2 separate regions of the Mus musculus genome follow, and region 1 is linked to region 2. The links are chromatin loops, found by intact Hi-C in ENCODE. Cell type or tissue: gastrocnemius. All regions are shown on one strand.

Evidence for each region. Hi-C counts contacts between places; a loop is a spot of excess contacts. Peaks named below come from ENCODE experiments on the same cell type or tissue, not always from the same donor. Only the 100,000 strongest peaks of a DNase experiment are listed, where the experiment ranks them.
Region 1: a loop joins it to region 2, with 3 times the contacts of the local background. A loop is called at or near these places in 14 of 42 quality-filtered maps.

What each region holds. Positions count from the first base shown.
Region 1 is chr16:4,296,483-4,298,982 of GRCm38, reverse strand. Adcy9 (adenylate cyclase 9) reads left to right here. Exons shown (of 11, transcript NM_009624.3): 8 at 137-296; 9 at 1,426-1,574. Among named protein-coding and RNA genes, the nearest start is that of Gm36359, 13 kb to the right of the region's middle. In gastrocnemius, no CTCF peak of the experiment used is centred here; no DNase peak of the experiment used is centred here.
Region 2 is chr16:4,605,344-4,607,843 of GRCm38, reverse strand. All of the region lies in intron 1 of Glis2 (GLIS family zinc finger 2), which reads right to left. Among named protein-coding and RNA genes, the nearest start is that of Glis2, 12 kb to the right of the region's middle. In gastrocnemius, a CTCF peak has its summit at 1,027 (motif pointing right); DNase peaks (open chromatin) are centred at 220, 983 and 2,120; H3K4me3 peaks cover 427 bases; H3K27ac peaks cover 2,218 bases.

The DNA.
Region 1 (2,500 bases), 310 kb after region 2:
TGGAGACAGTAATTTGGATGTGAAGCTCTGTGTATGGCCAGTTGCCCCCAGGTGGGCATCAGAAATGGCAACATGGGACAGATGAAAGTGTGGCATGCTAACTCTCTGCCCCTGAACCTCTCCCTTCTGTGTCCAGAATGGTGTTTTTCCTAGAGGATGTCATGACATGCACAAAGTGGTTGCTGGAATGGATCGCTGGCTGGCTCCCTCGCCACTGCATTGGGGCAATCTTGGTGTCTCTTCCTGCCCTGGCTGTCTATTCACACATCACCTCTGAGTTTGAGACCAACATACATGTAAGTATCCGCAGGCCATCTCCACGCCCTCCAGGCTCCCTAACCTCTTCTTTCACTTTAAGTCTGGGTACTTGGGGTAGGGCTAAAAATTGAAGTTTTAAAAGAGGTACTCTCTGTTACTGCTCCCAGCTGCCCTCTTAAAATAGGAAGCATGCGCTAGCTGGGCTTGGTGGCACACATACACACACACATAATGGCACACACACATACATGGTGGCACATAACAGGTGCTAAGTCTCTGACTGGCACCTGGAGTAGCTGCTGTTCTGGGGAGGAGCTTTGGAGTTTACTCCACAATGGACGAGGCTGTTTCTTACCCTTTCAGCTGAGAGCAGTGTGCTTGAGTGTAATAGAACTGCCTGGGAGCATCTGAGGTCCTAGCATCAACTCACTTCTCAGTGGACCACAGCAGGACTGAAAGAAGAGTTTGGAAGGTGGCCCCTCTCACAGTGGTAGAGCCCCAGTAAGCAGCCTCCCTTTCCTGTCTATCAAAGGGACATGTGCCATCCTACCTGTCTGGAGGAATATTCTCTTAGCAGTGTGGACTTGTAACTAAAATGCTGTGCCATGAGACAGATATGTGATCTGTTTTTAAAACCAGTAGGTTACCCAAAGGAAGACTTACTGCACATTTCACAGTTACTTCTTGTCACTGTGACCAAATACTTGATGAGAAAGGTTATAAGGGATGGAGAATTAGCTCTGGCTCAGAACTTAAGGGAATATCCTGTCATAGCAGGGAAGGCATAACTCCACAGTGGGGTGTTTGTCGGGCTGAGACTCTTCATCTCCTTACAACTTAGTTAAACAGGAAACAGAGATGGGATAGGACACAAACTAGGCTCTAAATTTCAAGGCCCTTCTCTCCAGAGATCGACTTCCTGCTGCTAGGGTCCACTTCCCAGAGACCCCACAACCTCCTAGAAGAGCACCCCTGGCTGGGGACCAGGTATACAAGCACATGAGCCTGTGGGGGACATTTTACATTCAAGCCATCACAAGTACCAGAGATGCCTGATACTGAACAGAAGTGTGTGGGGGTGGTCCTCTCACTCTGTGGCACACAGATAGGATGGAGGCAACATGGCAGAGGTGGCAGAGGCTATACTAACAGTGTCTTCTCTTGCAGGTTACCATGTTCACTGGCTCTGCGGTGCTGGTGGCCGTTGTGCACTACTGTAACTTCTGCCAGCTCAGCTCCTGGATGAGGTCCTCCCTTGCCACCATCGTGGGGGCTGGGCTGCTGCTTCTGCTCCACATCTCCCTGTGTCAGGACAGGTGTGACTGCATTCTTACCTCGTGCCGCCCTCACCTAGCATCTCTTAGGGCTCGGCAACAGTTCTGTGTTAGTGCTGCATGATGCCTTTCCTTCATGACTTGAAATGGCTTCCAGCACACATGTGTTCAAAGAGAACCAGCTGAGGATGTAGCTCAGTGGTAAAGTGCCTGCCCAGCATGCAATCCTCAGGAGTACCAAATACAAACACATACACACACACACAGAACCAAGCATCATACAGCCCAAAACATAATAAAGAGCCCTAAGAGTCTTTTTTTTTTTTTTTGAGACAGGATTTCTCTGTGTAGCCCTGCCTGTCCTGGAACTCACTCTGTAGACCAGGCTGGCCTCAAACTCAGAAATTTGTCTGCCTCTGCCTCCCAAGTACTGGGATTAAAGGCGTGTGCCACTGCCTGGCGAGCCCTAAGAGGAAAGGAAAGGAAAAAGGAAGTCATTTATAACACCATAAAACATTGCTGTGTGTATAGTATGTAAATATTGAATCATAGATGAACATTGAATTTAGACTTAGTTTCTATCACTAAAAGACACCTATATCACCAGTTGTGTACAAATATTCAGAATTCCACAAGACTTCTGATCCTACACACTTGGATATGGGAATGCAATCTGTATATATTTGAATATAGATGTCCTTGGGTATCTGCCTCAGCAAGACACATGACTACTGTAGGATATTTGAACTTTTTTTGTGAATAAGTTGTAATCTAAGAAGGGAAGACTGGGCTGGAGAAATGGCTCATTGGTTAACAGCACTGACTGCTGCCAGAGGTCCCGAGTTCCATTCCCAACAACCACATGATAGCTCACACCCATCTGTAATGGAATCTCATGTCCTCTTCTGGGGTGTTTGAGGACCGCTACAGTGTACTCATATACAATAAATAGTTCTTTAGAAAAGGAA
Region 2 (2,500 bases):
ACCTCACCTTCCGCCCTCGAGAGACCTCCCACTTGTTTCTCTGGCCTTTGTTCGTGTAGACTGTCACACTGCAAAAATCTTTTTACTGAACACCCACACTAAAAGACTCTACTACTGTATTTAATACAAAGTGGGCATGGAAGGAAAAACCTGAAAAATACCTGGAGCAGCTGAGTGTGTCCTCGGGGGCTTGTAAGACCTTGTGCCCTTACATGGGGCGGAGATGGCAGAGAGGACAGTCACTCACTGTGTTCCTCCCATCTGTTCTCCAGGCCAAGGCTCTAGGGCAGCTTCTCCTACCTGGTCGTCCCTTGCTTCCCTCTTATGCCCTCAAACTCCAAGCTTCAGCGGCATTCCCCAGTACACAGTGTGCACCCTTCCTTGGCCTGCAATGCAATCCTGCTTGTAAGGATGTATCTCCAGCTCCCACTACATGTGGCTACATGGAATCTGGGCACACAGGGCTGCATCATCAGAGCACAGGAAACCTGTTTACTGTGAGATTCAGGTCTGTAACTTGTCCCCACTGAGGCTGTCAGATGCACTTGTTACTGCTCAGACAACGCTTGGACCAGAGACTCACTGTATCATACCCTGGTGACCAGAGCACCACCCTCTTGGGAGTCCCAGACCCATGTAGGTGGGTAGGTGATGGTGATGGCCTTAGACCTTCTCATCCATTCCTGTCTAGGCAAAGGCTGCCCTCTGCCTGACCTGTAGCCCGTTAAATCTGTCTGTCTGTCTCTACCTGTTTATTTTTAGACGCAGTCTCAGTCTAACCTCCCTGAAGCTCCTCTATGCTGGGAGCCTGGAAGGGGAGGAAGGAAGTAAATATTTATGCTGATTAAGAATTCAGGAGCCAGGAAGGGCTGGTGGCCTGGTCCCTCGTCTGGCCCAAAGCCACAGGTTTCTCTGCCCCCACCACCCACCATGGAGAAAAGACCCCTGGCAGGGTGCCTGAGCTAGAGAGTCAAGCACTGGCTCTCAGTCACAGTGCCAACCAAGCAGTAGCCTTTGGCACCTGCTCCTGTCTCATGTCCTCCCACCAGAGGGAGCCTAGGAGGAGCCTCTGATCTGTCATCTGGTTCTGAGGACCTCCAGGGAACAGCACAGCATTCACCTAGGGTCCATCTCCCTGGGTGAGGAGGCCAGCACCCAGAGCAGGAAAGGAGACGCCAATGACTGCCCCACCCCCACCATCAGCAGATCCAGTCTCCAGGGATACCCTTTCACTTCCTGTCCCTTGGTTCTGTCCAGGGAGGTAGGGATCATTCTTGGAAGCCAGGATCCAGCCCAGGCTCTGCACTCCTCCTAAGAAAGGAGGAAGGAGATGTCGCAACGAGTCCTGCTAGTTTTCTGATCCTCCACCCCAAGGGAGCAGATGGCCTATGACCCCACTCATGCTTTGACCATGGCCAACCTCAAAGACCTCTTCACTCCTACTCCCAGCCAGCAGCAGCCTATCTGGCTTCAGCTTGGTTTTGTCCTAGAGCTAGATGAAAGGGGGAGGAGAAAGGCAGGTCCCCCATTCTTCTAACTGACTCTGCAGCTCAGCTCTCCAGCCAGACTTAAATGCCTGGAACAAGGACAATGGCAGGCCATGATCCTGGGAAAAGTGAAGCCATCACCTCCTTAGCCAAGGTCCAGCAGCAGCTTGCCCTTATAGTTCAGGATATCTGGAACCAGTGGGTCTCCGGAACTTACTGGTCCAAAGGGACGGGATACCACCCTCTCTCATGGGTACAATACCCAGGGGTAGGGAGTCCACCCGCCTGAAAGACTTGCCGGAGAAACCACCTGTGCCTGTTTTCCTACTGGTCAGATGGCTGAGTGACTCTCACCCTGGGCTGCAGGGCTGCGATCAGGGACCAAAGGCCATGCTTTGTAGCACTCACTCCTGGTAGGCTAGGTGTGTCCCGAGACACACCCACCTGCAAGGGCCATGAAGGGAACCCGCAGCAGCAACCCCAAAGGGTGCTGGGCCAGCCCTGGAGGCTCTTCCAGCTGCAAAAGGAACTAATTAGAGCAGAGGGAGCTGGAGGAAGCAGCAGTAAGGGAGGAAGAGCAGAGACCACCGGGGTGGCAGGGGTGGAGACAGCCCTCCCACAACCCGAGCGGGGGTCACCCTGAGGGTGGGCTGGGCGCCTCCAGCCAGCCATGCCAAGACAATGACTGCTATTGTGCGCCCACTGCAGACCCTGCGCAGACGGTCCCCAGCTGCAGCTCCTGCAGGGCACCAGGCCCCCTATAGACCAATATAGACCACCATCCCTCCCTCTTGGGGAAACTAAGCTTCAAAGACACCAAGCTAAGAGAAGGGGACCAAATTCCCGCTGGGGTGAAGTCCTTTCTTCCCTTCCAGAGGGAGGGCTACCTTCAACAAGGACCTCAGCAAAGGTGAACTGCCCCCCAACCCACAGCCGTATGTATCACTAATATGGTGAACACCCCCATTTCACCAGGGGTAGTCTGGAAACTGCACATTTAGTTAGTTATGGCA